Regions from separate parts of the Homo sapiens genome. Here region 2 is linked to region 1. A link is an interaction called in ENCODE POLR2A ChIA-PET data of the cell type or tissue named here. Cell type or tissue: PC-3. All regions are shown on one strand. Links, peaks and the distances in the headings refer to the core of each region. The heading gives the core; the rest is flanking DNA.

Evidence for each region. ChIA-PET counts read pairs that join two places held together with the same protein. Peaks named below come from ENCODE experiments on the same cell type or tissue, not always from the same donor. Only the 100,000 strongest peaks of a DNase experiment are listed, where the experiment ranks them.
Region 2: POLR2A ChIA-PET joins it to region 1 with 9 read pairs; 2 of 35 experiments call an interaction of 5 or more read pairs at or near these places.

Annotation. Positions count from the first base shown.
Region 1 is chr7:134,617,620-134,623,001 of GRCh38, forward strand. LOC124901750 (a long non-coding RNA gene) reads right to left here. Exons shown (of 2, transcript XR_007060537.1): 2 at 1,468-2,329. Among named protein-coding and RNA genes, the nearest start is that of BPGM, 27 kb to the right of the region's middle. In PC-3, for the core only: a CTCF peak has its summit at 4,850 (motif pointing right); DNase peaks (open chromatin) are centred at 1,712 and 2,542; H3K27ac peaks cover 3,465 bases.
Region 2 is chr7:134,395,714-134,401,095 of GRCh38, forward strand. No RefSeq gene overlaps it. Among named protein-coding and RNA genes, the nearest start is that of LINC03060, 34 kb to the right of the region's middle. In PC-3, for the core only: no CTCF peak of the experiment used is centred there; no DNase peak of the experiment used is centred there.

The sequences.
Region 1 (5,382 bases), core at 186-5,185:
ACTGTAAGAGTGGTAAATTATCTGTTCCAGTTTAAAAGAGGCTGAGTATGTTACAATCACAGGGACTATAAAAAGCAAGGAAGGTGTGTGTGAAGTAGCTCCACCTTTCTCCAGTAAACATGTCTTACTCTAGGTGTCTTACAGCAGAGTTCACATCCCTTCATGAGCCTCTGGTCAAAGATTCTAGTAAGAAAACTCTTGGAGACCTGAAGCTGGATAATCAGGACCTCTATTTTACCCCTAGATAATGGGAGTTAAGGCACTGCGTCTTTCTGTCCTAGTATCCAGTTTATCTAGTTTCTGGACAAGGTCAAACAGCTCAGTTGTAGATACTCAAAAGACAACCTTAGCAGTAAGCCACAAGATGTGTGCAACAAAGAAGGTGCATAGTGCGTTGAACGGTGTCCTCCCAAAAAGATATGCTCAAATCCTAATTCCCAGAACCTGTGAATGTATGCTTATTTGGAAAGGAGGCCTTTGCAGATATAATTAAGGATCTTGGGATGAGATTATCCTAGATTCAGGGTGGGCCCTAAATCCACTGATTGATATACTTAAGACAAAAGAGAGGGAACTTTGAGACACATGGAAGCACAGATGAAGGTTTCATGAAGCACGAGGCAGAGGTTAGAGTGCTGTGTCCACAAGGGCCAAGGATTGCTGGAAACCAGAGGCGAGGAGAGAGGCATGGAACAGATTCTCCCTCAGATCCCCCAGGAGGAACCAACCCTGCAGACACCTTGATTTCAGACTTCTGACCTACTTAACTGTGAGAGAATACATTTCTGTTGTTTTCAGCCACAAATTTGTGGTTCTTTGTTAAGGTAGCCCTAGGAAACTGATACAGGGTGGGAACTCCTATTTTAGTCGTGTGAAGAGTGAATGGTCTGGAAAAACACAATGATGTATTCATGTGGCTAGGGAGACTAAGACCACCTGTAGTCCCTGAAACTTTGGGGGTAATCTCCTTCAAGTTCCCTTTAGAAAAATATGGCTCCTCTTCCAGAAACCACATATCCTGATAGTCTGAAATATCTGTAGTTATTTTTAGGCCATTGTTCCATTTCCATGGAAGTGTTTGCAAAATTAGCCGGACATGGTGGCACGCAGTAGTCCCAGCTACTGGGGAGGCTGAGGCGGGAGGATCACTTGTGCCCAGGAGTTCATGGTTGCAGTGAGCTCTGATCACGCCACTGTACTCCAGCCTGAGTGACAGAGTGAGACCGTGTCCCAGGAAAAAAAAAAAGAAAAAAAGAAAGAGTTTGCAAATATTTTGTTTCCCAGGAAGTCATAATACCCTTATGATTCAGTCAGCCTGATTCTGCAGTCCTGAAATCTCGGCTTGCAGCAGATGTGTGCTGAGAAGGCTGTGCTTACAGAGAGCAGCCTCCCAGATCCCTGTATGCCCTGATTCCTGGCTTGTCTCATCTGGAATAAAAAGAAGTAACAACCAACACTGCACTTTGATGCTTTTATTCATTTGCTGCTTTTATTCATCTGTTCTCCACCTCAAGTGCCCTCACCCCACTTGGGGAGTCCTGGCTTATCCTTCAAGACTTGCCCAAATGCCTTCTGCCCTGTGAAGTCCTCCTTGAAACTGAAGAAGCAATTATTCTTCCTTCTACGTTCCCACAGAACTCTGCACCTCTATTAAAGGACTTATTAAATTCTATTACAGCTTAGTTTTTATGTAACTGTCTTCCCTGAAACACTCCAGAGGTGGCATCATGACTTACTCATGTCTGAATCACCAGCACTTAATCTAGAACCTAGCTCAATAGTTTTCATATAAATTAAGAAAAGCAATACCTTAGAAAATCTCTAGTAGCCAAATTCAAAGTTTCTCTAAAGTGTACAACTGCTATGATTTAACTTCCTCTATTTTGGATTTCAAGCCACTAGAATTTGGAACAGGAACAAAGTAGTGCAGAAATTATTGTGTACTATGTGAGCAGAGTTCAGTGCAAAATTATGGAGGTATGTAAGTGTTTGTAGCTTTGGCATTATGGTCAGGGGAAACTTCTTTCCTTCAGAGGAAAAGGGCAGTGTCATCCCTGGGATCACAAGCTTCTTGAACATGTGGAAGGTGGGTTCTTCCTATTTTGGATTTCAGCTCAGCAAAGGCTTTCCTGAATTAATCACTGAAGAAGCACACGGCACCATATTTCCTTCATCTGGTCACTGCAGAAAGCAAAAATGTTTATACCAGATGGTGCTCAATGTGATGTCATCATTCCATGGTTTATCCAAATTCCCTCTTTCATCATGTTTTGCTTGGAGTTACACCTGGAGTTTTATGTATCTGCAAATATTCAGAATGAATTCTCAGCTGTGGAAGAAAAAAATAGATGATGCTCTAAGCTTATGTGTAAATATCCTTTGTAGAAAAGATGAAACATTTCAATGAATAAAAGCTGAGGGCAAAAGGAAGGTTTGAGTAGGTAAGTGGTGTATGTTCCCATGGGAACAAGCAGCTGCTGCCAACAAATGCATGAGAAAAGGCTATAGAGTCTTTCTATGATTCAGGCTAAAACTAAATTTGTAAAGGAGTCGAAACACACATGAATCATCCCCTCTTGTCCACTGTGATCATGACTATCTCCAAGTCAAAAGCTAGCCAAGAATCACAATGAAGACTAGCCTGTTGTGACAACTGAAGTTGTTTGCACTAAATATCTCCACCAAGGAATTCCAACAGCTTCTAACATCTACCACATAACAATTTAGATTAATTGGCCTATTAAGACCCTCATAATCTGGCACCATGATCTCTATCCCATCTAATTTCTGACCACTTTCCTATATGGGCTAAGGTGGTCTCACTATTCCCTGAACATTCTTGTTCATTCTTAACTCCAAAACCTTTCTCATATACTTTCTCTGTCTTCTAGCACTGTTTCCTTCTTCTTCATCTATTCAAACCAATTTATTCTTAAATTCCAGTGCTAGGATTATCTGATCTGTGAGGTTTGTCATGATTGCAAATCATACTGTTTCTCCCTGCTCTGGATTTCTGTACTGTCCCTCAAGAACTGGAGGTGCAAGCTAATGTTTCTATTGATGTCAATCATCATTAATGGACACTCTTTGGTTCACACACTGTGCTAGCAGCATAATGGACATTTCCTGTTGTTCTGCTCCCTATTTTCTTTGCTGTTCCTTTGTTTCAAACCATTTAAAATAGTTTTTTTCCCCTTCCTCCCGATGATCAATATAACTAAGGGCTTTTTGTTCCTCTTCAATCCTATATAAGGAAAATATTTTCCTCCCCTTCTTAAGATAGGAAAGAATTGGTGGATACTAAGCTTGGTGAAATCTGTTGGAATCTTCAACTTTAACCCCTTCCAAATTGAGGGGCTCAAATAAACCTTAGTTAAAGCACAAATTAGTTACTAATTAGGGAGCTCCTGTACAGATAAGGGAGTATTAGTTTTGGACCATTTGGCCACTTTTTTGGATATCCAGATTGTAGAATTACCAACAGGCATACTCATTGGTGTGTACTGAGTCTCAGACAGGATTCAGAATGAGAGTAATTCTTTTGGGATCTGAACCTTGCAGGAAAATAAAAATAGACAAAGCTTGATTAGGGTCTCAAAGTCTGGCAATACCAGTTTAACCATGAACAGATAATGAAATCTTCATAATAACATTTGATTGGTATCTAAAACCCCAAAATGCCTCTATTTCTAGGGCAATACTATCTCTACATTTTAAAAAAGTTTCTGGATGCCAAGATATTTAGCTTGATTTTATTTATTTATTTTTTATTTCAACAGGTTTTTGGAAAACAGGTGGTATTTGATTACATGGATAAGTTATTTAGTGATGATTTCTGAGATTTTTGTACACCCATCACCTGAGTAGTGTACACTGTAAAGTCACTCTTGTTCACTTACGAAGAATGAGAAGAAAAACTCTGAAACAAAAATTCTCCTGCCTTTAATTGAACAAACTGTAGCCCACTCTAGAATGACTTTTCTGTAGCTGGCCCACTGTGGTAGAGTACTTTCAAAAATATTCACTCCTTCCCCCTTTTACCTCCACAAGGGAAATATCCTTCCCCAAATCCTTGACTTTGGGTTTGGCTGCATGGCTTGCCTTGGCAGATGTGACAGAAATAGGGGGTTGAAATGTGCTTGAGTGGTTGGGCCTGGCCTCTTGCACCCCTATCATTGCAACGAGAAGAGTGTGTCTTGACTAGTCATTGCAACGAGAAGAGTGTGTCTTGACTAGTCACTGGTCCAAGGCACATGAAGAAGATGAAGCAGAGCCACCCAGCTGACCTGCAGCTCTGTGAGATTAAATGATTGCTATTTTAAGATACCGAGTTTTGGGGTGGTTTGTGACACAGAATTTTTGTGGCAATAGCTGATACACATCCCAATAGCTCCACAAACGGTCATTATCTTCCCAAGTTCTGTTTCTGTCCCCAGAAAATATCATTCTTGACCGAAAAAATGCAAATATAATATTTTCCTATGGGCTTCTAACTCAAACGGCATAGGGTGTTTCAGAAAAATGTTCCTATTTAATTAGTTCAGTTTGTTTTTATTCCTGACATCATGCTTCCCTCTAAGTACTGTGAGTGCACAGAGGGAAATGTGAGTCTGTGTGCTCAGGTACTTTTTAAATTTCAGGCTTAGGGGAGTCTATGATCCCTAAGTCTGACACTGTCTCATGAACTGTGAAGAACTTGAAGACAGGAGGCTCTATCAGCCTCTCAGCAAGAGAGACAGCACACTCAGCTTTGTTGTGTAGAGGCTTTTTCATAAAGGAAATATTTAGAGGTGTGGTTCGGGTTAGAGGAACTAGCAAGGGATGTTGAGGTGCCCAGACACTAGGAATAGCAGGGAGTTCTGATGATCCCCAGGCCTGAACAGTAGGGGGAGAAAACGCAATTTTTGGAGACTGGCTAAGAGTTAGAGTCAAGATGGGCTGCCCAACGGTAGCTATAGTTTGAGTGATGAGGCCATTGATAGAACCACGGTGAAGCAGATGGTGAGTGGGAATAAATGGTGAGGAGAGATATATTGAAAATAAATATTCCAACATCTTCTCCTCCCACTGACCAGAGGGCAAGGGAACCTCGGTAACACAGTACCTAGAGGTCAGGTTCCCAGGACAAAGAACATAACAGAACACAGAATAAATCTGCAACGAATCAAAGAACAACCACAACAGATGTTTATGAATACTTGCCCCAGTTTTCTCAGGAAAGAAGGCATGGGGAAAGGGAGGGCAAGAAATGAGTTGCGTTTACAAGGAAATTGGTTACAGAGAGTTTACAAAGTCTTCAATTTTGAATTGAGTAGCAAAAAGATGGAAAATTAGATGACCTGTGACTGGGCCAGTAGATGTCTTTGCATTGCATATATCAAC
Region 2 (5,382 bases), core at 257-5,256, 220 kb before region 1:
TGAGTTGATATTTGAGAAGAGTTTTAAAAGTGACAGAGCAAGTCCCATGAACATGTGGTGACAAAAACTCCCAGGCCAAGAAAGGGAAGTGCAAGGGCCCTGTGGTTGGTATGTGTTTAAAGAGACAGTGAGGGGTGGGGGAGCGGGAGGGTAAGTCATGGAACACCTTGTAGGTCACCGGAAAGACTTGAAATTTTACCCCGAGTGAGATAGGGAGCCCCTGGGAGATCATAGGAGAGGAGTTACACCATCTGATTTATTGTTTAAAAGATTCATCTCACCATTGTGAGAAGAATAGGCTGCAGTGGGATTAAGAGTGCAACTAGGAGACCTGATCCAAGTCCTCTGGACTTGGTGGGGAAAACCTTCACAGCCGAGCCCAGAATCAAGATCATGTCTCATTTAACATTCTCAACTATTTAAAAGAAGAGATTGGCTCCCCATGCAGCTGGGGGAACTGAAACTCTAGGGAGCACACTGCACTTGTGAGAGGTGCTGGGAGTCAGGGAGTATTTCAGTGAAGCCACTTTGACTACTTCTTCGTTTCCAGGCAAGGGTTTCCCACTCGCCCAGTCTTGTGACTTCTATAGTCACAATTGGCACATAACTATGAGCTTCCAAAGAAAATGTCAAATCTGTGCCCTTGTCGTGATTGAGGTTGATAACGTTGTGTTGTTGTGTTATTGAAGACCTACCTCAGAATTTTTAATTCAGGAGCTCCTGGGAATGGAAGCAAAACTGACCTCAACTCCCGCTTCCTCTGACCTGTGCAATATCATTCCTTCCCTCTTTAAAGAGGGGCCTCTCCAGGATTGGAAGAACCTCAGCACGCGGCCAGCTGCCAGTAACCAAATCTGTGTAGTTTCCAATGGGAACTCCACTTCCGTCCCAGTGTTCTCTTCCATTCCATTCCATTCTGTGCCATCCCATGCCACTCCCTTCCCTGCCACTCCAAGCTATTAGAATTGGAGACAGAGACCCCAATTACTTTTAATCCTCAGAATTATCCCATTCTTAGGACCTATTGTTGTCCCTACTTGATAAATGAGGAGCTACAGACCCAGCAAGGTTACATAATGTCTCAGGGTCGCCGGGTAATGAAGGTGTCCAGGGCTGCTTGCCCCTGAAGCCTAGGCTCTTCCCAAGGCGTGCTGAAGACAGACTAGCAAGAGAGACCTGAATCTTCCCACGGACCCCCTCACCACACAGCCATGCTGCTCAATTGCAGAGAGAAAATGTGGGAGGCAAAGAGGTCGATGGCAAACGTCTTTATTTCCTTTGGCCATGTGATACCCTCTCTCTAAGTAGGTTTGAAGGGAATGGTGGGGTAAGTGCAGAGAGGAGGATGATTAGCCGGGAGGGTTTAGGGAGCCAGACTGTGAGAGGTGCCCAGGAGAGGAGAATTTCTTTTTTTTGTTTTGTTTTGTTTTGAGATGGAGTTTCATTCTTGTTGCCCAGGCTGGAGTGTAATGGCACGATCTTGACTCACTGCAACCTGTGCCTCTTGGGTTCAAGTGATTCTCCTGCCTCAGCCTCCCAAGTGGCTGAAACTACAGGCGTGTGCCACTATGCCCAGCGAATTTTTTTGTATTTTTAGTAGAGACGGGGTTTCACCATTTTGGCCAGGATGGTCTTGAACTCCTGACCTTAAGTGATCCACCTGCCTCAGCCTCCCAAAGTGCTGGGATTACAGGCATGAGCCACTGAGCCCAGCCAAGGTGAACTTCTTTATTTTTCACCTATTCTTTCTAAGTGGTTCCCAAGTGGGGGTGCTGATGGCTAATGAGGAAAAAGAGAAGTTACGTTTCTCTTAAAAGCTTTGGGGATGGAGTGGACCTTTCTTTTAGGTGGGAGGTGAAGCCAGGGAAGGAGTGAAGCCAGGTGGGTATTAGACCAGGTAGAAGTCAGTCCAGGTGGAGGTCAGTCCAAGTGGAGGTCAGTCCAGGTGGAGGCCAGGCCTGTTGGAGGTGTCAGGCGTGCTGTGGGGCTTCAGAACTCATCGTGGGAGGAGGTCAGGCTGGCCTGGATGCCCAGGTCCCTGCTGTGGTCCCCAGCAGTTGCGGTCCCTAGCAGTCCTCGTCCCCAGCGACTCTCAGCCTTGTCCCAGGCTGCTTCTCACCATGACTGAGTAGAAAATCCTTTGGTCACATAAGGTGAATGGATTTACTCAGGGAGGGGCCCCTATTTTAAGGTGCCATGGCCTCAGGGAGATGGGGGAAGATGTCAAAGGGGCTCCAGCTGGCTGATGACTCTGGGGCTGGTAGTATTCATGTCCACAGACCAGATCATTAACCAGCTGAGTTATAAACTCCAAAAGCAGCAATAGGTTGACTCCAAACCGCATGCCCGTGGCAGGGAGAGGGTGGCCAGCTGGGAGATGGTGTTTACTCTCTTGCTGTCCCCAAATCCTGAAGGTCATTTTAATTAACTTTCAAACAGCTTTTCTACTTTTTGGTCTTTGAGTTTGTACTTATGGCTACACACGCCCACCCACACATAATCCCATTTTAATGAAATCAGGGGAACATCAAAATCACTATACTGTATCACTGTCTCGTTAAAATGAACATATCTCGCCATAGCAGAGTAGAAGGGCTGCTTTGTGGCTTATTAGTATTTTTAATTATTTAAAGCAAACTTTCCACACACTGTTGTGTTAGTAAATCAAGGTCAAGTTTTTTTTTTTTTATTTTAACTTTTTATAAACAAGAAGGGATTTTTTTTTGCAGCTTCCAAAGTAAGCTGCCGAAGAAGGAAAGGCTGGGACTAGCTTTGAATATGATATCAGATTCCTGGTAAAATTTGATGTGTTTTTCAAAACACACTGCTAATATCTGGAGTGGAGTTATACACATTTATGGGAGCAAGTGTTGGTGGGAACCACCGTGGGGAAGTAGTGGGGAAAATGAAAGGATATACAATTAGCTCTGGGTGGAAATTAACTGCGTAGTGCTGCAGAAAGGGCCATAACTGTGAATCACTACATTTAAAATAAAAGTGATCATAGCAACCTAAATAACCAAAGTATTTTTCCATGTGTATGTGAGGGTGTACGGGCAGGGGAGGCGCGATCTGGGAACTGAAGACTGGGTCTGAGCTGGCTTCCAAGGTGGTGGGCTGGCCAGTCCCCAGAAACAACGAGGCTCTGTGGACTGGGAAGGGCTGCTGGGGGTTGGCACAGAAAGAAGGAAATCAGTGATGCTATGGGCAAGGGGAAGGGGTCCCCCCACCCCCCAGCCACCAAGACGGTTATAAACTCAGGGTCATGGTCAAGGGTAAACTTGAGGGCTCTGAGTGATTTCAGCACCCAGCTGGGGATGCCTTGGAAGGGGAGGTGGAGGGCTTTGGGGAGGCATTAGCTGTTTCCCAGAGAGCTGGAGAACTGGGAACATGACAGTTTGGGGACTCAGGAAAACTGATACTGATGAGCACCTAAAGTATTCCAAATGGAATTCTTAGTGACTCTGTTTCATCCACCTAGTAGGGATTCTCTGTTAAATTGTTTTATCTAGCATCTGTATCACTTGGGGTCCCAATAGGAAACAGATGGCACTCTCGAGCTGGGTAATTGAGAAGCGTTCAATAAAGAGACTATTTGCAAAGGTGTAGGCACCGTGTGATGTAAGGAAAACACAAGGGATGTGCAGAGGGCTGGCAAATAACATAGGGAGAGCATCATGACCCCATCACCTGGAGGGGAGGGGAGGAAGCACTACGAGTCCTGGGGAGTGAGAGGACCACCTTGGTAGATGGGCCAAGAAGCCTGAGCCAACCTACCAGGAAAAAGCCATGGGAAGAAATACCCCAACCTCTCTCTCCCTCCACCCTGCAATCACCTGCTGACTCCTGCTGACCTATCTCAACCTGAAGCCAAACAATAGTGGGGGCTAGTAAGTCCAAAATCTGTAGGGCAAATGGCAGGTATGAAAGATGCGGGGAAGAGTAGATGTTGCAGCCTTGAGTCCTCAGGCTGGAAACCCAGGCAGAATTTCTATGTTACAGCCTGGAGGCAGAATTCTTTCTTCTTTGGGAAATCTGTATTCATTCTGAAGACCTTCAACTGATTGGATGAAGCCCACTTATATTATGGAGGGCAATCTGCTTTACTTAAACTAATTGTAAATAATAATATAATCTAGAAAATAACTTTACAGGAACATCTAGACTGGTCTTTGACCAAACAAGTGGTCACCATAGTCTAGCCAAGCTGGCACATAAAATGAACCATGACAGTCCTTGTGGTCGGGCAAAATAGAAGTAGGGTTGTGCTGAGGTTCAATGAGGACCTTAAAGTTTAAATGTCACTCTCACTCATGTTGACTTATCTAATCCTCAAAACCATATGGTGAAACAAGTATTACCATCCATAATTTATAGATGTTGCAACTAAGGCTCAGAGAAATACTTGCTTAAGGACAGAAAGCTGGAAAATTGTAGAGGCAAGACTCAAATTCAAGTCTTCTGACGTCAAGCCTAGATAGTTTCTAAGTGGGTAATACAATATTTTTAAGTCCCATTAGGAAATCATGTGGGATCAGGAGGTTACTTAAAAATAACAATGGGGCTGGGCACGGTGGCTCATGCCTGTAATCCGAGCACTTTGGGAGGCCGAGGTGGGAGGATCACTTGAGGTCAGGAGTTTGAGACCAGCCTGGCCAATGTGGTGAAACCCCCATCTCTATTAAAAATACAAAAATTAGCCCAGCATGGTGGTGCGTGCCTGTAATCCTAGCTACTTGGGAGGCTGAAGCATAAGAATCACTTGAACCTGAGAGGCAGAGGTTGCAGTGAGCTGAGACTGTGCCACTGCACTCTGGCCTCGGTGACAGAGTGAGACTCTGTCTCAAAGGAGCCAAAACAAAACAACAACAAAAAACAAAGACAAAATGGAGGAGTAAGCTTGTGGATGAAAATGATGTGCCATGTGTTAATAATTGTTGGAGGTTCATTATATTTTCTCTACACTCTGGAATGTGATAATTTCCATAATAAAATATTAAATATAGTGTCATGGCTCTGTGAGCAGTTTGCTATTTTGTCAAGTTGAGCTCTTCACTTGAGCCCTATCGTTTGTAGCCATGTGAAGCCAAGGCCTTTGAATCTCAGTTGGCTTTTCCCTATTTGCTTTTGAAGGGTAGTCTTTGCTGAGGGGTAAGGAAGGTTATGGCGGGCATTTTGCTGTCGGGTTACACTGAGCACCTTCTGATGACACCAACCCTGTAACTGTGTGAGCTGACATGCAGGTCTTGCCATGATGTGCTGGTTACAAGCACACTCTGCAGCTAGGCTGCCTGCATTTGACTCTTGCCTTGGCCACTTACAGCTATATGGCCTCATCAAGCCACACCTCAGCTTTGCCATCTGGAAATAGGACAATGATAG